3 separate regions of the Homo sapiens genome follow, and regions 2 and 3 are each linked to region 1. Evidence: chromatin loops called from intact Hi-C (ENCODE). Cell type or tissue: K562. All regions are shown on one strand.

What was found. A loop is a pair of places that touch in the nucleus more often than their neighbours do. Peaks named below come from ENCODE experiments on the same cell type or tissue, not always from the same donor. Only the 100,000 strongest peaks of a DNase experiment are listed, where the experiment ranks them.
Region 2: it touches region 1 in a loop (6-fold over the local background); 31 of 110 quality-filtered maps call a loop at or near these places.
Region 3: it touches region 1 in a loop (9-fold over the local background); 93 of 110 quality-filtered maps call a loop at or near these places.

The regions. Positions count from the first base shown.
Region 1 is chr1:83,927,256-83,935,255 of GRCh38, reverse strand. It overlaps TTLL7 (tubulin tyrosine ligase like 7), which reads left to right. Exons shown (of 21, transcript NM_024686.6): 9 at 1,490-1,648; 10 at 6,026-6,120. Among named protein-coding and RNA genes, the nearest start is that of TTLL7-IT1, 53 kb to the left of the region's middle. In K562, a CTCF peak has its summit at 3,401 (motif pointing left); DNase peaks (open chromatin) are centred at 2,795 and 3,355.
Region 2 is chr1:84,768,720-84,776,719 of GRCh38, reverse strand. No RefSeq gene overlaps it. Among named protein-coding and RNA genes, the nearest start is that of SSX2IP, 82 kb to the right of the region's middle. RefSeq lists an enhancer at 1,361-1,860. In K562, CTCF peaks have their summits at 4,192 (motif pointing right) and 4,786; a DNase peak (open chromatin) is centred at 4,169; H3K27me3 peaks cover 993 bases.
Region 3 is chr1:84,118,335-84,126,334 of GRCh38, reverse strand. It overlaps a transcript of PRKACB not described here. Among named protein-coding and RNA genes, the nearest start is that of PRKACB, 22 kb to the left of the region's middle. RefSeq lists an enhancer at 3,271-3,420. In K562, a CTCF peak has its summit at 3,352 (motif pointing right); a DNase peak (open chromatin) is centred at 3,334.

The DNA of each region.
Region 1 (8,000 bases):
TCAAAGTTTTAACTTTTTCTGCTCTCAAGTGGTTTCAGTAATATTGGTGAAGATTTATATAAAGTGGCTTTTTGTCTTTTATTTTATATGCTATGGTGCTGTCATGAATTTGTTAACCTTGAACAAAATTTTTTGAAAACAGCCTCTCATGGGACATCTGATACTTATTCCCAAATATAAACTGGATTGTGGTTCTGGGTAACAGTGAGGTTAACTTCTGTCTTCCCTTTTATCACCCATAGAATAAATATTGTTCCACCAGGTAGTGGAATATTTGAGTCTAACCTGATATATAAGGTGGAATTCTAGAGGAATGATAGAGTAACAGTAACAATAATAGTACTCTGGGCTCTATGCTAAGAGTCTTACATGGAATCTCATTTTTTTCTTACATTAACCTTTTGCAGATTATATTTAGGAAAAATGAGACACACAAAGTTTAAGCAACATGACTGAGGTTGCACAGCTAACAAGTTACAAAGCCAGGAAGAAACATAAGAAGCCTATTTTAGAGCCAGGTTCTTAACTGTCTTTTTCTATTGCCTATACCTGTAGAGAGGGAGTTAAAATGACAGTGTCTTCTGAGCAAAAATAAATGAGACAGCTTTTCTCCTACAGCTTATTCTGAAACTTCAGTAAAACAACTTTTTAAAAATTAGGGTTAATAACTCACCCTAGTAGTATTATGTGTTTTCTCTCAGAAAATATTGAGAGCCAGTCTTTTAATTGGTAACAGTCTTCTCAGATAAAACTTATACACTACAAAATCATCACTGAATAAAGAAACTCAACTCTCAAGATTTTGTCTTCCAGCCCTTTCAGCCTTTATCTAAGTGGAGTTTCTCTACTGGTGTTTGTGAAATAATTTACTCTCCTTGGAATTTTTCCTTCCTGTCACCCTCATCTCTTCTGGATGGGGCTAGCGTATGCTCCTACCTTACTTGTTTTTAACATATAGAAACCACATTTATCAGCTTTGTTTTACTTGTTTACAAAGTAGTAGATTTACTTGAATATCTACTAAATGCCAGCTACTATTGTAGGCACTGGGAATGGTGTTATAAATAAGTCAGACAAGGACCCTTCTCTAATGTAAAAAGAAAAATATCAGCTTGTTATATGCTGTGTGTAGTGGTGCAGTAAGAAATGAAGGGTGGCTGCTTTTAACTTGAGGGTTAGGAAGGCCTCTCTGAATGTCTAAGAGCCAGACTTGGGAATATAGGGGAAAGATTATTCCACAAGAGGGAACAGCTAACTCAAAGGACTTAAGATAGGAAGAAGTGTCACTTACTTGAGGAACCCAAAGCAAGTGTGAGGAGTGCAGTGGGCAGGGGTAAGAGTGAAGAATGAAGTCAGAGCAGTGGCAGGGGCTAGATGCCACAGAGCTTTGTAAACTTGGCCAGGCTGCCAGTTTGTGGGCCCCGGTTATATTTGCACATATGAAATGAGATACAAAGGCATTTTCACTTCTTTTATCACAATCTTATAGGAATTGGTGGTAAAGACCCTGATTGTAGCAGAACCTCATGTCCTGCATGCCTATCGAATGTGTAGACCTGGTCAACCTCCAGGAAGCGAAAGTGTCTGCTTTGAAGTCCTGGGATTTGATATTTTGTTGGATAGAAAACTAAAGCCATGGCTTCTGGAGGTAAGGCATTCTTTAAGAAAAAAGAAGAGTTATCACTGTCCTTACGTATTAAAATAAATGCTTTAAAAATGTGTACTTAACACAGTTGTCCCATTAACTGTCCAGAATGAAGGCTGAATGGAATAAGTGGGAAGAAGAGGATAAAAATTCAGGGACTAGAACAGTTCTAAGAATGAATCACAGTGTTTGATATTACTTTTCCCAAATTAGCATCAGCTGAGTTTCTAGGCCAGGTATTTGGGATTGAAGTGTGGAGGTGCTTTTACTGTTTTGTTGCTTACTTGCTCTACTATTTTCTCAGCCTCCTGGCTTCTACCACATCATGAGTTCTGGATAGTGTCTCTCCTCTCTGTGAGTGCCTGGGCTTCAGGATCTTGCCTTCAGTGTGTCTCCCCTTCAGACTCTCCGAGAGGCTCCAATTGGTTCATTAATCAGTATTCAGTATTCGATACCCCAGGTGGTAAATTTCTCCTTTAAGGCCATGTTATATACCTGGGGCTTCCCTCAGGGAGACTGTCAACTGTATGCCTTCAGGTTTGCTGCCAGTCCCTGGTAGGGTGAGAGTTACCATTATTTTTCTTGGATGATAAAAGGTCATGTAACACATACAGAATAGTAAAAAGGAGAAAGTAAAAATTATCTCTGTTGACAATTTTTATATTTTTTCCTGCTAGTTATATTTATATTACCCAGAAGAAACCTTAGAAGTCACGTGGTCCAGAAGATCCCATCCAGCAGTTCCCTTTAAGCTCCTTGATCTGGGTTTACACACCTTCTCGTGGCCGCTTAAATATCATGTTTTGGAAACGTAATCAGGAACATACAGCTGTAGAAGATGTAGTCAACCACTACCTTTCATTTTAAATCAAGTATCTCTCTTTTTGTTAGTGATTTATAAGTTAGAAGTTGTGTGTGTAATATCAAGGTTTGCATAAGCAAATTAAATGAGTGGTAGGTGAGATGATACTAAAAATACATTTCAAAGAAATGACACTTTTCTAATTTGAGGGCCAAAGATTGTGTGTGTGTGTGTGTGTGCGCGCGCCTATGTGTGGTCACATCTACTTTAAACAGTAACATGTATTGTGTCTCCAAGGAAATGCAGTTCTCTCTGTTGGATGTTCATATTTTGCTCCAGCCTGGGTCTTAGAGATAAGATAAATGTGAGGAAGTTTTACTTATCCTTTGCTTCCTCCGTTCCTTGGATATGAAAACACTTGACTATGCACTATGGACCCTTCATCTTGCTAAGGCCTGAAGTTTTCTTTAGATTTCTTACTTTTTCTGCAGCAGTCCTTTCCTGTTCTTAGCTATATTGTCTTCTGCCCCTGTTACTTTTCTTTTGTCATTGATGGAGTGGGGAAAAAGTGAAGGCACATGCATAAGGAGGATAGTAGGAAATAATGACTTTATAGATATCTTAGTTACCTTTTTAGAAGAAACATTTGCTTCACTAGAGCTTTCCATTAGCTTGCTAAATCAGAATTGACTGAATGGTTGAATTCTGGATTTTAAAAGATTCAAAATAACCATTGTTTGCATGAATGTTTCTTCATTCTTTACTCTTTCCTTCGTTGTTTCTAGATCAATCAGAACCATTAAAACACTCCACAATAACCAAGAGCTGTGAATAATGAACATTTGTTATATTAAAACAGTTAAAAGAATCTTCAATCTTGCCTTGTGTTTTGCTCCCTGCTGATATTTTGGTGGGGCTAATATACATTGTTAAAAACCTTTTGGCGCCATCAAGTGGAATAAGGTAGAAGGTGCTTCTGGGTATGTGATAACTTTTAGTTAACCAGAATAATTTCAGGGACTGATTGCTAGTGGCAGAATTGCACAAATTTTCATAAGTAGAAAACATTTTTTTAGGAAAAACATGGAACTTTGGTGGAGTATGAAGATACCACCAATAGTTTTAAGTACTCTTAAATTAAACAGGAACCTACTAAGTTATAGTCATTGTGTTAGGTGGTGGGAATATAAGAAGACAGAATACTTGCCCTGGTGTAGCCATTATTCAGATGTGCATTTTATGGTAATAGTTATAAGTACTAGTAGGTAAAAGGGAAATGACAAAAACAATAGCATGATTAATATCTCTGTGTACCTGTGTGTATCGGAGAGTTAAAAAGAATCTTTACAGAAGAAACACCTGAGCAAAGATTGTAGGGCTACAGAAGGTTGGGGTAGGGGCTGGGGGCTGAGAGAGATAAAGTAGGGGTGGGGAAAGGCTGTGGTGCAGAGGGAACAGCACTAACTTAGGAGCACAGAAGCTATTATGGATACTTTAATTTGTGGAAAAAGTGATTGTTTTGATAAAACTTTTTAGGACAGTTGAAAATAGTGTTTACTAATATATATTTTATAATAATTTTCATTTCTTAATGCATTTACAAGCTGTTGAATTTTGAGACTTTAACATCTATGTTTTGTCTGTTTTAGAATTGGGGTAGGAAATGAGAACCAAATAAATCATCTCATTATAGAGGAGAATTTTGGCTGGGTGGAACACTAATTTTTAGTTTCTTCTGTCAGCCATTTGTGGTTTTTCTTTTATTTTTTTTCTTTACCTTTCTCATAAAACTTAAAAAAAAAAAAACAAGAACAACCCTGAATGAAAACCTAAATTGAAAAAGGTTTCCTGCCTTTCCACATATTATTAATAGTTTATCTTGTGTGGGTATACCTCTTCATAGACCAATTTATCTTATAGTAGAGGGAAAAATTTGAAATAGGTAAGGAGAGAGAGAGAGATTGAGATCTGAGATGGCTTTATACCAAGACCTCAGTACCATCCTGGAGGAGGGATATGCCTGGCACAATTCCACACTGAAATTTGGAATGGAAACTCTGAGGAATTCTACAAAGACAGATAACATGCCAATGGACCACTGACTCATCAGTTCTTTAATGTCTGGTTTAGTTTATAACCATGTCACATATAGTGGCAACACTGTCATTAGTTGTATTATAAACTCCAGAAATTTGAATCAGTATGGTTGAAACTTTTCTCCCATAAAATATATTACTTTACCCTTTCTTTGCACTTGCAAAGGGAAATGCTTAGAGCTTTCGTAATAGATTAATAAACTCCCTTTCTCAAATTGACCTATAATAAATGGATGTTATTGCCGTTTTCAAGCTATTTCCTTCTCCTTGAGACTATATCACAAATAAAGGAATGTGTCCACCACCTTTTAAATCAGAAATCAACAAAGGAATCAAAATACAACATGGCATATCTCTATAAAAGGAGTACCATGCATCCATCAAAATGATGGCATGATGAAAGATTTTCATGATACATTATTAAGAGAAAAGCTTGGAATGTAAAATAAAGTATGGTTAGTATAGACATGCATTTGGAAGGTAAAATGAATATTTTAAATATGTATACATAGAAAATATCTGGAATACTATCTACCAAACGGTTAACACGACACTAAGTGTTAAGTAGTGGGATTACAGGTATCTTTTGTTATTTGTTTTCCTTAGTTTTACTTATTTTTCTGCGGTGAACCTGTGACACATTTCTAATTAAAGATGTTGTATTCCTGGGTAATTTCTTGATTATAATGTGATATTTCTTCAGGTGCAAGTTGTGGAATGAATGCTTTCAATTGTTTTGTCTCTTGTGGTGACAGATGTGTATAACTGTGACTAGTAGCATATATACATATGTTTGAGATAGCCTAAGGGATTAGTTGGTGGTCAAGAAGCTAAGCTGTTGTGTTGAACTCAGCAGTGTTCTAACCAACCGATTTAACTGATTAAGAAATTTTCTTAAACATCAGCTATTCCAGTTATATTTTTATAACAATGACAATAGTAACAAGACTCAACAAAGACAAAAACAAACACTCCAGCTCTTTTATTTTTCATCTTAATGAATTCCTGAAGATCTGAGGCAGTGAAAAGGGAGCACTGATAGTTTCCATATTTTAAATATATAGATGTATATAATTATTATTGTGTTGATATAATTATTACTGTGTTGGTAACATGATGAATATCACTATTTCCTTTTTGTTAGGCTAAATCACTTTTAACTTTCCTAAACTTAAAAAACCTAAATTGCATGGGGTAGTGGAGAGAGTGGAATGGAGGGAGAGGCCAGCCTATACTGACAGTAAAGCTCCTAAACTAAGGCAGCCTTGGGAAGGAGATGGTGCTAATAGTCAATCCCTTGCAATTTGTTGACCTAGGGTGATGCAGAATGGAGATGTGGCAATAACAACTGGGCCATCTGCCATGTAAAGCTTTGAGGTTTAATGTAGAGTTGTTCTACTGGCTAGAGATCCCACATTGGATTAACAAATATGTATTGAATATTTATTTACCTTCCAATATTGTCTTCTTTGTAAATTTCAGATTAACCGAGCCCCAAGCTTTGGAACTGATCAGAAAATAGACTATGATGTAAAAAGGGGAGTGCTGCTAAATGCGTTGAAGCTACTAAACATAAGGTAAAATACTCTCTCTATCTTTTGGACATTTATCTCCACATTTGACATAGATTAATCATTTGTACATAAAATTGGCTTTTCAGAATAGTATATTTATTTTTATATTTTATAATTTTCATTTCTTGATTCCATCCATTTTGTATTTTTCATTTCTTGGTTCCATCCATTTTGTATTTTTCATTTCTTGATTCCATCTATTCTTTAAACTCATATAGTTAAAAAAAAAAATCTGTCCCCCCTACTCCTGTATACTGCTTTTCCTGCTTCCCAGGCAACAGTCTGTACCTGCAGTAAATGAGGTTAAATTTCAATGTAGGTATAATTATTTAATATAGAGTACAAGATTAAATTGGTAAATACTTTAAGAGACCCTCTAGATTATCTTCCTCATCTTATAAGAAGAAACTAAAGCACAAAGAGTTCATTCAGGAAATTAAAAAAAAAACTCAAACATGGATTTCCTAACTTTCTCTCCAGAGGTCTTCCCATTACATCATGCTCCCCATGTAAATAAAAAAGAGAGGCAGTTGTTTAGTGAGAGTTAACTTTTCCATTTAGAGAGGCAAGTAAAATTTGAGAAAAAACTTGGCTGGTAGGGATGTAGGGCTGGTTGCAGTGTACATGATCATGGGATTCAAATATTTGAAATGCTGTTATGTGGGAAAAGCTTTTGGCTCATTACAAAATGAATTTTTTAGATGTTTGACTGAAACACTTCCTGAAATAGTGAGTTACCTGTCATTAGAAATTTTCCAACAGAGCTTAGAGTATTGGATTAAAGGGCCTCTGAGGTGATTTAAGCTCAGTGATTTTATGATTTCAATTTATTTAATTGTCATTCAAGAGTTCTAGCAGAGTTATGGTATGCTTCCAAGCAATTTTTAAATTTAAGATGTTTCCAAACAATATGCCTATACATGTTTTTTGCATGAAAGTTTACTATTATTATTTAAATAAGCCTTGTGTTTAGTTTTTTTGTTGTGTGTGCATGTCTTTTGACGTTGCCATTTATGGTATCAATTCAGGACATTATCTGTGGGTGTTCTGGTGTTTTTAAAAGTGAGGTATGTATAGTTTAAGCAGTCAGAAATTTCTAGACTTAAAACTAAGGGAAAGTAGAAATTCATTTTCTTTATCTTTCTTAGTGTTGTTCCACAGAGAATTTAGCACAGTTCTTAACATTTAGAGCATATGCTAATGAGGCTTATGCTTCAGAAGTGCCTTCTTCCTCCAGCTGGGTGGAGAGCTCCATGGGTGCATGTGTTAGACTTGAGTTTCACTGGGCACATCACAGTATCTTAAGCAGGAACTAAGAACACTGGGAAAATTCTTGTCTATTTATTAAATAGAATTAATTTTCTTATGGAGTGCTTTAATTTTGGACAGAACGAATTGTTCTGTGAATCTAGAAATCCCCTACTTAACATTAATTTTAATCAGACTATTGGGAATGATCTTACTTTCATTATGTTATCTTTCTGCTCAAGAACCTAAATAGAATTCTGTTTACCAACATGTAGCCTAAGCTTCTAATATAACTTAACCTTAGCTGTTCTATCTTATTTCCTGTTTCTCTCCAACCCAAACTGTTTTAGTTAGGCTGATTGCCTCATTATTTTTCCCACATAGCTTGCCCATTCTCACTGATTATTTATTCTGTTCTCTACTCTGAATGCCTTTCCTTATTGCTTGTGACTCAAATCCCATCTTTTATTATGAAGTCTTCCTTTTGACCAAAATGAATCTTTCCTTTCTTGGAGCTCTAGAAGGAACTTTTGTCTGCATAGTATATGGCTTATCACTTTGTTTACTCTCTTATCCTCTGTGGTGTTTTACCTGGGCACAGCTGGTTTTTCTTTTCAATTAGATTTAAGCTCCTT
Region 2 (8,000 bases), 840 kb before region 1:
GGATGGAAGGTTTCTTCTTTTTCTTTTATTCTCCTTTTTTTCTCCACAACTTGGAATGTTTCCTAGATAAACATAGCTCTTATTGAAGCAAACCTCTATTTGGGGTTTCCTGGGCAGGGTTGTGCCCCAGAAGGAGTGGCCTCTGTCCAGGCAGTTATACCCTCCCATGCACAAATATAGCTCCCATTGTGGACAAGTAAGATACTGACAATCTCTTGTCCTACCCATCTCCTTGGAGCTTGGATGACTTGACCCACCCCCCAGATGCTGGTCCAACCAGATGGGCAGGCAGACAACACAATGCCTGGCATGCAGATCCAAGAGTACACATAAGAGCTGCGTGTACTTTACCCCCCAAAACAACTCCAGATGTTAGGTGTTGGGAGGATTCGCTGGCCCCTCACCCTGAGTTCAACTCACTGCCCATCTAGGAAATGACTTATTCTTACTCTGTGCTCCCATGGAGCCTAATACTTAAGTCTACCATAGCACCTGCATCATTTTGTACTTTTCTTTTCATATCTGAAGGCCCCATGAGGATCCACAGGAGACGCTGAGCCTGGCACTGGGCCAGGAATATAGTAGATGCTGAATAAATGCTTGTTGAATGAATGAACATTCATATATTTGTCTGAGGACCTTCCTCCTGAGGGTGGCAAGGAGTTACACACAGGAAACGGCCTGTGCATTGTCAATAAAATGCAGAGAACTGCGTGATGGATCCGAACATGAAATATGGCCAGATGGGTAAAGAAGCTTGACATGACAGCTTGGGTCAGGAATCCTTACAAAACTTACCTTATCCAATCCCAAAGGCCAGGATGCCTTGAGTAGTTGGGATTCAGCTTAGTCTAAACAATGGAATGTGCTCTCTTCTCTTGCAGGGTCCTTCGTGGAGTTCTTGGAGACAGGAACTTAGTCCCTGGTCTCAGCTGGTTTATAGCAAATTCCCATTTGACAGTGATTTAAGGCCCCTCAGGACCCAAATCATGTTCAGTTTCTAACCTCTTGGCAATAATCATGGTGTGGGAATACACACAGCTCATGTGCTGCAGACATCCGGCCTCTTGGGGTTTCCTTACTAGAGGAATGTGTGGTGATGGCCGCAAAGAAGGGAGCAACCTCCCAGAAGAAAGCCCAGGCACCTTGGAGTGTGAGTAACTACTGGGCTTTTTTTTTTTATTATTATCAGACATCTTGGTGCATCAGAACCAGGACCTGTAAAGGGTGATACTTCGTTAGCTCAAAGAGCCAGGTGGGAGCAGGGTGGACCCTGTGTGTGAACCAAGCATTTCTCCCGCTGAGAGGTGGCGCTATGGAGAGGATGGAAAGGGCTTGCCCTGAGGCACTGACTGGAAGGTGAACCGTGCTCCTCCGCTGCTCTGGGAATTGGCTTTGGTCATTCCTCACTCCTGAGTTGCCTGCCAGCCAAGGGAGGTGCATGTGTTGGGGGAGAAATCCCATCATCATCAACAGCCAGGCCCAGGCCTTTCCTGTGGAGGGTGTATAGCCTGCAGAGCTTAAGGAATTCCTCCCTAGCAGCAAGTCAACCACACCCCCTTTACCTGGGATTTTGGCAGCGTGGATGCTTTTTAAAAGGGCAGATTTTATTTCATTGCAAACAAAAGAGGCATTCAGGCTCCAGGGCACTCTCCTCCCTGGCAGCATCCTCCCAGGCCTGGTGAGAGCGCTCCCTGCAGACCCTCAGGGCAGGCCACACTGCCTCTCAGATGAAGGAGAGGAAGATGGATGGACCGCCACGGGCAAGCCTTCTCTGTGGGAACATAAAGCCCAGCATCTGCTTGGGGCAGAAGCCCCGGGGTGCCCCATGAGAAAGCCGTCAGGGCCCTTGGTGTGCAGTCAGGCAAGCTGATGGGCTGGGCAGCCGCTGCCAGTTAGGGAACACAGAATGCTCCTTCACAGTACAGCGAGTCCATCTGGGCAGGAGCCCTCCACAGCCGGCCTCTCTGGGAATGTGTCTTTGCCATTTGGAAGGCCAAGAGCCATCATCGTTCATTCAGACGCCTCCTGTGAGGCCAAGGAGGCTGGTCCATTGTTCCTGCCTCCCCATTCCCTCTGTCCTCCCACCCACAGCCTGGGGTGCACCTCTCCTCCTCACAGCTGCTGCCTGTGAGTTGTGCAAGGCAGACCTCTTAGAAGTCTCGCTTGGAACTGCCTAGAAGGAGATAGGCATGTTTTAATGGGAATGTAGGCATTTGGTGTGTTTACTGATGTTTCCTGGACAATCTCTTGTCAAAGGTTGAGCCTTTCTGTGTCTCAGAAAGGGAAAAACACATGTGTGGGTTTACACATTGCTGAGAGAGCAGGCAGAAAGCTGCTGCCAGACCATCAGTTTCATCCTCATCATCGGAAAGTATCTTCTAAGCACCTGATTGCCCATCACACCAAATAAAGAGGAAGTCTTGTGTGGGAGGCCACTGAATTGGAAGGGAGGAGGTGTGGATTCCTATCCCTGCTCTGCTTCTAAGCAGCTCTGTGCCTTTTCACTCGGCATGGCTTCCCTTGCTCCAATTCCACAGTGCTATCCCAGATACAGCCCTTCCCCTCTGCATTCCCCAGCCCCTGCCCACAGCAGACATGGCTAATCAATCATGTTCCCATGGCGCCTTACAGCATGGCCTCAGAGACATTAACACAGAGCTCCCGACAGCCACTGCTCACTGATTTGAAGGGCCCTCAAGATTAAACCTGTTTGCTATCACTTCCCTAAAGGAATTTATCACCTGGGAATGAAATTCTATACCAAAAACAGTCCAGGTCACTGGAAAACAAAAGGTTACAAATCAAGAAAGCAATAAGCCCACCTGAACAATCTGGACTGACCAGGTAAGTCATACTTTGGCAAAGACAGATATCCTCGCTTAATCATTTTACTGGGACAGATCCAAGGTTAGAGAAAGTGAAACATACCCTAAATCAGAAATGCCCTTTCTTTCACATATGGAGTTCTGGGAGGGAAGGTACCTTACTCCTGCCCTCTTCGCTTCCTAGATGGGGAGAGGGAGGCCTCAGTGGTTGTGACTTCCCAGGCCCCTCAGTTTGGTGGTGACCTTGTCAAACAAGAGTCCAGGATTTTTGGTCCCCAGCCCAGTGCTCCTTCTACCCACTGACACCCATTGTCTTGCTAGGCAAGGAAAAAACTCCACACTGCTATTTAAAGCACAGGCAATTAATGGTTTTCAATAGTGTTTGTGATGAAAATTAATGAACTATGAGCCAAAGGCCCCTCATTGAGATCATAAAAACAAATGACTAAACCCTGCGTGATTGGACAAGGGAGTCAGAGTTCCTTCATGTTATTGTAACTCCACCACTCCCTTTGGTTATGTGGGGAGTCACCGAACCTGTTTTCAAACCTTGGTTTTCTTGCCCGTACAATGGGCACCAACAGTGCTGCCTGTACTTGCCTCGCCAGGACATAGAAGCCAAAAGCAAACGACATGGAACTTCCAGATCCAGATTAACAGCAGTCACCATGAGCGGAGTGACATGATGTCTGCTATTAGGTAGTCAGCTGCAATTCTGGAATCACCGGCAACATTTGACAAATCCCAGGATATGTTGGGTAAGTGCTCCACAGCTCAGATGATTCCAACTCTAAGGGTCATGCAGGCTTCAGAAGTAGTTTTTATTTAGATAGGAGTGTCAGGGGAGGAACCTAGAAAGACCTTCCGTCGGATGAAGGATTTCTCCAAATCAGCAGTACACCTAAGGGGTCCCCTGCCTCTTTTTGCTTCAGGTATCTGGAGGAGGGTTCTGACAGCAGGGCTGAGGCCCAGGATGACAGTGCTGCATGCCTGCCTAATGACTGTTAACCAGGGAGCAGCTGAAAGCGTTAAGGATCAGTGTGTAACAGATCAGCATACAGAGAGAGTACCCCAAACACATCTCTTCTGGGTGGTATTTATCAGGGCACCTTGCTGGGTGTTCTTGACATCAGGAACCTGGCTTTGTAACCACATGCCCACCGCACTAAGGCCTTTGCCATAAGGAGTGGCAGTGTGTTCACACAGCATATCTTTCTAGGACATGTATTAAACATGTGTTCCTCCCAGGTCTGGCAGTTTGCCACAGTCCTGCAAAGGGCTGAAATGGCTTTGTTCTCTTGTTCCAGTTGAGGCGGGACCTGAACGCAGAAGGGAGAAAAAGGCCTCTGAGTCCACCACTAGGTGGCGCAAGAGCTCTACCGGTGAGACTGACTGGTCCAAGGACCTCTCAGGGAAATTCTGCAAAGGAATTTGAAGCTTCCAAAAATTTCAAAGCAGAATAGGGCCTTAGAGGTCATCTAATCCAACCGTATCATTTTAAGCCAGGAAAGTAGAGCTCAGAGAGATGAAAGATCTTGCCTGGCATAAACAACTGGTTAAGTGCAAAACTCTAGTACTCCAGCCAGGACTAGAAACCAGTCTCCTCCTCCCAGTCAATCTCATTCCATCCAGCCACCAGGTTTTCCCCTCTTTAGGCATATTTGTCTTGGATTCTTAACTGCATTTGATGCAGGAGTTGGGTTTGGTGTTGAGAGTTAAACACAGAAAGGGAGTGAAGTTGCCAGGACTACTTCCCAGCAGTGTGGACAGGGCCTCTTAGATGATACACGGGCGTGGGCCACAAGGTGGCCTCTTAGATGATATGGGGCCTCTTAGATGATACAGGGTGTGTGGCCCTGCCCATCTGGGCTTAGTCTCTGGGGATGCTGTTGTCCTGCCCTGAGATTTACTTGGTCAGATCATGAGGGTCAAAAATGTTTGGGGATCCAGCCAGGAAATCTTGATTCCAGCTCCACTCTGCCCACCACTGGCCAAATGCAAGTTGCTCATGTCCCTAGGCCTTGGTTCCTTGGTTTACTAAAGCAACAGGCAAAGAGAGAGTGAACCCCACCATCAAGTTTCCAGCCAAAGGCCATGGGGATCCAGAAAGTGAACCTGCAGTTATTTTTGTTCTATTTCATATTTCTATATTCATTATTATTTTATATATGTTCTACCATGTTCCATAAAGGAATTAAGTACAACTGAACTCTACAGAAATTTCATAGATACCAAGAAATGTCTGAGGATAATGATGATTCTTTCAACAAAATCTATCTAAAAATATTTATCGGATGCCAAGTTTGTTTTTATAGACAAGTCTACTTTATCGGACACTCCATCAACCAGAAATCACATTTATCTGGCACATCTGCACGTTTTCTGCCAAGTAGTAATTCATATTTATAATAAATGAGGCATTTACGCTAGTGGAGAGGTTAAGAGTACAGAATCTGCCCTGGTTTGAGCTTTTTGTCTGCCAGTTCTGAGCTGTGTAATGTTGGGCAATCGGGTACCCTCACTAATCTCCACACTTTTCATCCTCAAACTGAAATTTATTTTGATTCCAAATTACCTTATAATGATAAATAATGCCACATAGAACCTAGGTCTTATTTTCTAATATATTCTTCAACAGAAGAAACCAGGGCTTTTTTGGATAAGGACTGAGACAGGAAATATCCAAGACGAGCCTGGAGACTGTGGTGGTACCAGAAAGTAAGGAAGTACCCCAAAAAGGTTGATGGCATCTTGGACAAGCATGGGAACTTACCTGAAAGAGTGGCCAGAATGGGAACAATTTATGCAGCAAAATAAATAACCATAGCATTGGATTATAATTTATAGAGTAAAATTAATATCTATGAATCAATAATTGTATAAATAAACAATATAATAAAATAGAGAAAAGACAAATCTTCCTTTCTGAAGAATTACAACTAAAAAGGAATGCAAATCGTATAAAATCACCTTTAGAGTACCATAAGCAAGATCCACAGATGGATGCTAATATTAGTGGGCAGAAGTTTGAAGGGAAATAGAATATTTGAATAGCCTCAAAGTATCTCTCCTAAGACACTTACTAATTATAAAGGGAAAAAGTAATGACTTAACAGTGGGAAAACCAGCAGGCAGCACCTTAACCCACTGCTCAGGGTCAACATCACCATAATAAGACATATTGCCCTCATGTACGCCTGCCACGATGAGCTGAGTGCATCACTTTCATGGCATTCCTGCCAAAAATGCATGATCTCAATCTAATCATGAGAAAACATCAGACAAACCCAATGTAAGAGACATTCTACAAAAATACCTAGCAATACTCTTCAAGAAAAGTGTCAATGTCATGAAAGACTAGGAAAGACTGAGGATGTCACAGATTGGAGAAGACAGGAGATATCACAGGAAAATGCAGTGTGGGATCCTGGATTAGACCTTGGGGGAGAAAAAGACATTAGTTTTCCTGGAAGAGGGGATAGCAAGAGAAAAAGACATTAGTTTTCCTGGAAGAGGGGATAGCAAGAGAAAAAGACCATGGAGTCCGCCAAGATGTGGACCCTTCAGCCTCTGGCAGGAGGGAGCCCAGATCAGCCAGCCTCCGCTACCCCCAGGCTGCATGAAGATTATCACTTTTAACATATGCCACAATGGGAAAGAAGTTGAACAGCACCAAGGTTGAGAACCAGACGACAGAAAACTATCCACTCCCCCTCCTGCTTCCATCTTGCAGATTGGCAAAGGGCCAAGAGTAGCCTCTGAAATTAGTGACTCCAACCAGGCTAGAGCTGGTGAGTTCTGGGCATAGCTCACATCTTGTGGGCTCCAATTTTTCAGAGATGGCTGAAATACAGGATAATAGGGAAAACTCTAGAATAAAACATATCAAGGCTTAAATTTCACTGTCAGCTGTGATCTTGGACAACTTACTTAATCTCTCTGATCTTTGGTTTCCTCACCTATAAAATGGGGATTAACCTCATAGAGATGTTGGTTGGAAGGATTAAACAAGGCACAATAAAGGCTCAATTAACAGGTTGTTTGCCTCTTTCTGCATTAGCATCTTTGATGGTGTTGGCAGATTAACAGCAGGCGACCCTGGAGGCATTAGACTTCTGTTTAAGTTAAGACTACAGCCTCATTGGGTGGAGTTGCTCAGTCTGTCTGGTTGAAGAGCATCACTAGCCACAAATGGCCAATCCATACAGAGAATAAATAATAAACATTAAAAACAAAACACTGATTTAAGGAAGAACTCAAACCCAAACAGATCTAAAGTCACAACTTAGATGGGTCTTGGTGGTGAAACAGGGCAAGCAGAGTAAAGCTGGGGTGAGGCACGTGCCTGTTGTTTCGATGGAATATTTATTCTCCCAGGCTTCCTTAATAATGAGCTACAGTTATGCATGGTGACACCACAACCAGCTTCCCTTGCATGTAGTTCCCATAGACTAAATTTGGGCCAATGAAATATAAATGGATGTTGCTGAGTGGGACTTCCAGGAAGACTCTTGAAAGAGGGAAAAATAGTTGAAATATGATCTTTTTCTCTTCTTTCCCCTCCCTCTGTTTTTTTGCTCCCTATCTGTAAAGCAGGTTTAATGACTGGAGTTATTGTAGCCATATTTGAGACTGAGGCTGGTTTGAGGATGGAAATCATATGCCAAAAGAGCGAGATCGAAGCACTTGAGTTCCTGATGACACTGTGGAACTGCCAAATCTATGCAATCTACCTCCACACTATATACTTATTGCACATTTTTTTTCAGTCTGTTATTAGCAGCCAATAGAGATTCCTAACTGATACAGGAGTATGGAAAGATATGACAGAGTGAATTTTGATGACTGATGCTGATCATCCCAGTGTAAATCTCTTTATCTTGAACTGTAAAATTTCTATGCATAAGGAAGAAAGAAACCTTGGAGGTAAGAATGGACTGAAAACATACACACATACACATACACACATACACACACACACAAATACACACATACACACACCCACACACACACACAAATACACACACACATACATATACACACATACACATATACACACACTCACACACACATACATGCATACACACACATACACAGACACATACACACACACACACACACACACACCCCATGGCTCATTTGCAAAGATGAGGGATATCAGGCTATACAGGA
Region 3 (8,000 bases), 190 kb before region 1:
AGAGCCACTTCTACTGCTCAGTAAAATCCTCCACATTCACCACCCTTCAATTCATTCATATGACCTTATTCTTCCTGGATGCCAGACAAGTACTCGGGTACCAAGAGGGCGGGTGCAAAAGGCTGTCACCCTGACCCTCCACTGATCTGTTAAACACTTAAGTTGTCTGTGGATGGCAAAGCTAAATGAGCACACTGTAACACATGCCCTCTAGGACTCCGGAGGTCACAGGTTCCCCTCCCCTCCCCCCCACCCCCCAGGAAGCTTCCACTGGACTGCACAGGATTCTACTCCTGCGGATGCCCAGAAGCACTTGTCCCAGTCCCTGTACCCACTCACCTGCATGCTCCCCGTCCCGTGAGGGGATGAGAGCTGCGAGCTGAGTAAACAAGTCAATCCCTTTGTGAGTCCCGCGAAGGGGTCAAGGGAACTATCCCATTTCTGAAGGAAGGGGCTGGAGGGGTGTTGTAATAAAAAATTCTATTGGACATATTAAATTTGAGATGCTTACTAGACATACAAATGGAGATTTCAAAAAGATAGCTGAATATGAGTCTGAAACACATCACTGCCTTCTAAATTTTATTTTAATCATATGCATATCTGTTAACAACTAGTTTATACTTCTGGTTGTATTAGGGAAGAAAGATGGTTTAAATTTTCTTTAACTATTAAGTAGATCCTCCTCTTAATTGTGACTGAGTCTTGAAATGCATACCAAAGGTCGTAGGCTCTCTGTACTTCCTCTTCTTTCTAAACTCCCGATGGATTTCTGATAAGCAGAATGCTCCCCCTATTAATTCCATCTACTGCCTGGAAACTGTGGATATGTTTCAATATATGCCTAACTGGACTCTGCGGATGTAATTAAGGCTACTAATTAGTGACTAAATAGATTCCTCTGGATTACTTAGGTGGGCCCGATCTAAAAAAATTTGCTCTTGAAAGCAGAGAACCTTGTCCAGCTAGGAGCAGAAGAGAGCCATGGCAACATGTCATGAAATTTCACGTGTGAGAATGATCAGCACACCATTACTGGCTCTGAGATATTACAGCCTATGTAGAAGCACCAGAGAGAGGGCTCTAAGAGCTAAGGGAGCCCCCTAGATGACAGTCAACCAAGAAACAGAGACCCTAGTCCTATAACCATAAGGTACTGGATTCTGCCAGAAGTATGGATCAGCTTGGAAGTAAATTCTTCCCCAGAAACTCCAGATAAGAGCCTGCCAGAATTCTGACCTACAGAACAGTGAGATAATAAATGGGTGTTATTTTAAGCCACTATTTAAGCCACTATTTAGTTATAGCAATAATAGAAAATTAACACAAGACTTAAATGTAATAAGGTGATGGGGATGAGGAAAGTGGGATTCTATTTCCAGAGTACTAAAATGTATGAAATATGGACATGTGAAACTCCTAGTCATGGTTGATGTGGGCACTGTCTCCCTTTAACACTTAGAGCCCTTCGTGTTGATGAGAAAATTTCATTGATCTACTAACGCCCTAGCCAAGACTATAGCCAGGTAGTCCCATAACTAAATCTCCAGATGGGCTTTCTAAATACCTGAAATGTGAAGATGAAACTTCTTCCCTCAACCACCACTACCACCACAGAAATGGTGCAGGGCATGGGATAGTCACTCCTTTCACTCACATGAGAACCCTCAAGAGCACTGATAGGGCAAACTGCGAACCTCAGGCATTTGACTGCTAGTGTAGTTGCCTGACTCCACAGCATAAAGAGGTGAAGGTAGGGGGCTATAGGCTCAGACAGCAACATTACAAATGTCCAGTTTTAAAAAACACATATTTCCCCTTCACCCATAATTACTACGATAGAAACCCAATTTTCACCATTCAGATAATAACCTGAAAACCTCACTCTTCAGATAATGTGTGTAAAAGCATTCTGGATATGAAAGGCTGTAAAGTTATACTAATACAAAATGTAAGAAACTTCAGGTAAACCAGTAGTCAAAAATCATGCATAGAAGTTCCATTTATGTAAGACGACTTTCTCCTAGCTAATTCCTACTTGTTAATCAAAGTGTAGTTCAATGTTATTTCTTCTCTTCTAGTTCCTAAAATATATTAACACCCACGTTACTGTACTGACCACATTGTAGTAATTGCATGTTTATACTTCTTTTTGTGAGTTTCTCATATCATTTCTTACCAGAATCTAACACACTGATGATCACACAGTATACACTCAATAAATGTTTTTAAATTGATTAATTTCTTCAAGATACCATAGCTTTTTTATGAGATAGCTTTAGGTATCTAAAAGATGAGTCACAGACAGAAATAAAGGCCCTTTATTAGGCCCCAATATATCACATATATTTCTACACTACTTTAGGGAGCTATGCATTTCCAGTCTTCAATTTCTCTCTTTTAATTTAATATTATTGAGTGTAAAAATGTTAAGAAAATACAAAGCTTACTGCCTAGAATATTTTGGAATCCATTTATATTAGACTATGTAACATATTCTAAATGTTGTAAGATTGACTATAACAATGCTAACTTATTATATGTCAGATATCATTCTAAGTGTTTCACATGAAGTAAATAAAGCATTTATTCCTCACAACAATCTACCTTTATATTGGATATTATTATCCCATTTTCCAGAGTGACAAAGAGGTTAAGTGTGCTGCAAAAGGTCACAAATTGCAACATTTTATAGCGTTCTACTTTATTTTCTCTATCCCTCTCCAAAAAGTTTATCAAACCAATTTTAAATGAATTACATTTCCAAAAGTTTTAAGCCTTCCCAAATTCTTTTTTTTAATAAATGGCAATATATAGAAGTGTCACAAAACTAGAGGTTTAAATTACTAAGATTTTGTTAGTACTTTGTTGTTGTACATATGGTTTCTCCTTTTATTTTAGAACTCTAGTAAGTGATTACTGAACCCATTAGTTTCTCTATAAGGAATTGGTGCTGATTTCAGTAACTTTCATTTCTATATCACTCTCCAAGTAACTTTCTTATGATGATTCTGATAAATAGCTTACCATGTTGATACAGTTTTAATTATCAAGTAATATCTGAAGAAACTTTAGTATTGCAGAAAAGTCAAAATTAACTACAACTCCATACCCTGGGAGAAACAATCTCATACATCACTATGTGGTATTCTATTCCAATAAATTCTAACACATTTTAGAACTATGAAATAAAGGTGAGCCTGAGGCACTAGAACTACATTATTGCTTAAACTGACCCTGTTTTAAATCACCCAGGCCCCAAATATATGGTCTGCTGCCAACCATGGCAGAACGGTTAGATGACACTTACCTCACAATATTATAAGCTACGGAGTCAGCCAGAAGGTGGCAGAATGGGGCCATTTAGGCTTCACATACATACCAGAAAAATCTTTTATTGTCATTACCTTAAATTTTAGCAATATAAGATAAACACAAGTTTAGGTTATTATACAAATAAAAGTGTAATGTACCAGAAATATGCAATAACATTATTTTATTTATACAAATCAAACTATAAAATTCTCACATAAACTACCATATCAGAAACTAATATCCATTTTCCCTCTCATAAATCTATTTATACAACCCATGAAAAAATTAAGTCTTCCAAAGATCCCCCATATAATTCCAAAACGTCCTTTTAATTCACTAACAATTTAATGGAAAAATACTAGTAAACGTCACATTACATTTAATTTGGTAAGTTCAATCATAATTACTATATAATGGCAAGGTAAAATCTTTTATAAAATCTCATATAACTTTTAAGAAAACAGTTGTTCTTATATTGAGCTGGTTTAATGCAATTTAGACACTATGACTTAATATATGGCAGATTAGCCATATGATTCTTCTATTACATTTGACTGTTTACAATGGATCTGTTTATCTCTGCATTCCTGGTACCTATCACAGGACTTAGAACACATAAACCCTCAACTGAGAAACATTTGCTCAATTGAGTATAAGATTTCAAAGAGAAAACTGAAGGCCAAAAGCAATTAAGCAGACAGCTAAAACACCAATTTGTCTTAACATGGTTATTTTTATTTTTCTATCAGGTGACCAGCCTTCCCAAATGAAAAATAAAACCACCCACAGAAACTAGATTTTAAAGCCAGATCTGCCAACATTAGCCAATTTACATCAGAGGGAGAGGCTGAAGAGTGCTGGAGAGAATTGTTTTGGAGCAGTTATGAGGTATGCAACACATTCAGGGCAGGAGGTCACCCTTACCTCAAATCAACTGAGGGGCTTCAAGGAAACCACTCAGAGACTTAACATGTACCCTATCTGCTAGGATTTATAAGAGTTAGGGACTGTTTTGGGGGGACTCACCAAATGTACAAAATGTAAAGGTACTAAATGGTAGATAAAACCACCTCTGCTCAGTGGCAGAGTGAAAAGAATTATGTTGAGAGGGGGCTCAACTTGGAATAGCAGGGAAAATACATTTATGTCCTATAGACCCCAGAAAAGAGAGTGTGTGCAAGGGAATCATAAATTGCCAGCCAGAGGAGAGGGCTTCTCTCACAAAGAGAACTGAAATCTGAGGGCCACAGCAGGTTTACTGTGAAGCTAACAGAGATTAAATTTCAGGACCTCTCAAGTGCAGGCAACCCTTCTAATACCCTGGGAGAGATTCTAGCATTGTGTTCACAAGGACACATGCTTTTGTAAGACTTGCAAAAGTAAGATATTTTAATAGCAATTGGTTGAGATTGCTGTCTCTTTTCTCTCCAACTTCCCCTTCTTCACACTTTCCATTATGTCAGGTGCTAATGGAGTGGCACCAGGCATTTTAGAGATCTGAATAAGGGAAAGTTTAGGGGTAATGTACAGTTTTAGCTACGATTGGCAAGAAGTTTGGGGATTTTTCAATTAAAAAGTTAAAAATGACAGACTTGTGATTTGAATGTGTACATATATATGTATATGAATATATATGTATAATACATGAATGTATATGAGGAGTACCTCCTTTTTCATCTTCAAATTTATGTATTAAAAAAACAAGATAAATTTAGAAGAAACATAATGAAATATGAAAGAGATTATAAAGAGGAGACATAAAATCAATAAAAATGTTCCTATATAGAAAAGTGAATTCAAGTTATTTTTTGTAACAAATACACTAAATCATGAAAAAAGGAAAAATTCCAAATAAAAATAATGAATAGGCATGTTGTTTCATAATGTAATTAATCAAGAGAATATGAACATGTTAGAAAAGATGTTTAAGTCTCTTGGCAATTGACACAAAATAGTAACAATAACAAAGATACATAAAACTCGTGATAGCTAGTACAAGAACATTAAAGACAAACTATTAGTGATTATTGTTACTTCAAAAATTACCTAAGATCAAGATTTGAAAAGTCTTGAAATCTTGTAGCTCATACACAAAAGAAACTTCTCAGGGACCATTACCTGGTGTTTCTTCAACCATAAAAAACAAGTATCTGGGAACCAGAAGGTGGAGGTGGGAGTGGTAGATATCACCACCCTATTTCACTGAATCTATGACTATCAATTATAAAAATCACCATTATATCATGTACCACTAAGAAAAAAAAGAAAAATGTACAGCAATTAAACTATGAGATACTTTGTCAGTTATAAATTTTTTCCCTATTAAGAGAGAACTATTTTTGATTTATTTAGACATAACTTTTTAATATCACTCTTGTAAACATATGAAGTGAAAAAAATTTTAAACTTGTTAAGAAATTCCTAAAATGCTTTCATATTCATAGTCTGACTCTTCCAGACTATTTTTTGATGCACAGTCATTATTGTGTGTTTTTACACAATTATTGTTCTTTATATCAAAAATATTGATACAGTATTTTTTGAGGCGCTCTACTACCATCTCCTATATTTTCTTCCAACCTGCTGATACGCATTTTCATGTTTGTGCATGTATAGACAATAACAAGCACATCACAAGAATTGCCTGACTGATGTCATCATTTTAGGAAGCATCCTAATTTCGAATACACTAAAATGTGAGACAAAAGTATGTATGTCAAAATTAATGAACTATAGTATGATAAGTTACCCATTTGAAAATTTTCTACTTCTTGTCTCTGTAACTTTGGACTCTTTAACAGTTGAGACATTTTAATACCCTTGGAAGTACTCTTCAAGAAATATGAATTTAGAAGTACTCTTCAAGTATGGGGAGTACCTGTAACAATTAATCCCTTGAACCAGAAGTTTAGAGTGCCAGCTGGGCATTCTGGTCACATTTCACTGAAAAATACAGGCCGAAAAGGAAAGTTACTTCTGTTTGAGTGATTAATCCTGGTTATTACTGAGACATAAAGTTGTGTTATAGATGGAGGTGGGGTACTTTCTTGTAATTTGCATATTGAGTATAAAAACAGAGAAGACTTCAGTATTCCAATATAGGAAACACTACCAAGGTCTCAATGATTCAAGAATGATGGTCTAAACTACTACCCTGAAAAAGAATCCCTTCTACACTTATATGCTGCAGTGGGAAATTTATAGCAACTTTCAAACAGAACAAGGACTATAGCAGCTACTCATAAATGCCACCTTGCTATGCTATATGTGTGCCTATGTATGTGTGTACATATAAACACATCAATTTCCTTCTTGCCTTTCCCCAGGAATTTTACATAAGGCGTGGTCATTAACTTTATAATTTAGTACTAGGGCTGTGGAAAGTCAAGGTGATATTATGGCTAAATGATATGAGTGAATATCATCTAGAAATTGATATACGGGCTGATGGATTTTTAGATCTCTCTTTTTGGGTAGAAGTTGAGTGTTTTCATTTATATGAAGGACAGTAGCATTAAGTTAGCTGTAGAATAGTGTAATTGCCATTCTTTGAAAGCATCAGTAGAAGGGTATAAATAGGTGATGAACAGCCAAAAGAGTGGACCATGCTGGATATTGTAAATTGGTTCATTCAATGTCCCTTCCATTCTCCTTCTTTAATAGTTGGACAGGTTGGAAAGCTATAAAATATATTTCCTGGACTCCTTGTTCTTAAAGTTTTGGATAAAAATAAAGTTCTCCCCACTAGATGCTCTTCTATGATATTTGAATATGTATTTCTGATGACAAGCATGGTCATGGAAATAAGGTTTCTCAGAAGTATTTCAGTCACTTCCAGCTCCAGCTTCTGAACAATGAAAAAAATCATATTCATACTGTAAGACAGAGAAAGACATGGCAGAGGCAGAGAGACAAACACAGAAAGAGGGAGAAAAATATATAAATCTAATGACATCATTTGAGGTCCTGGATACTGCAATGCCTAAATGCTGTTTCACCACTTGAACTTTGAAGTTACCTTAAAAAATTATTTCCTTTCTGTTTCAATCAGTTTGAATAGGGTCTCTGCTTCTTGCAACTGAAACTCATTAAATATATATTCCAAAAACAAGAGTATTTCTTAGATTATCCTACTTTTGATACATATGTCAACTACTTTTGGTATATAAACTCATCTCTAAGAGCTGCTAGGTAACAACAGAAATGACTTCCCACCTTCCTCAACTGAAGAAGTAAATATTATTATAAGTGATCCTTAAGTCCCCTCTGTTTCCAAGCAGAGTCCTAGGTTTTCCTACTGTAGTCACTGATGCTGTGTTTCAAAGGTCAGTGTCCTTGGTGGGGAGCTGTTATTTCACTCTTTCTGCTGTTCTCAGGTCTGCAATGCCATTTTCCAGGCTTTCTTCTTCACTTTAAGCTTTATATTAGGTAACCAAAGAGAATGATGGCTGTTTTATATTTGTTTCTTAGATTTTTTCTTTTGTCACTCTTATTCCCAGCACCCAGAAATACTATTATTGATATTTTGGAATATTTGCTTCAAGTCCATATTTCTGTCTGTAATGTTAAAATGTATACATTTTGAATATATTATCTATTATCTATTTAGAAAATTACAAATAATGGGATTTTGGTACAAGATGGCTGACTAGAGATGTGAGACACCTGCTCTCTCCAGAAAGAAG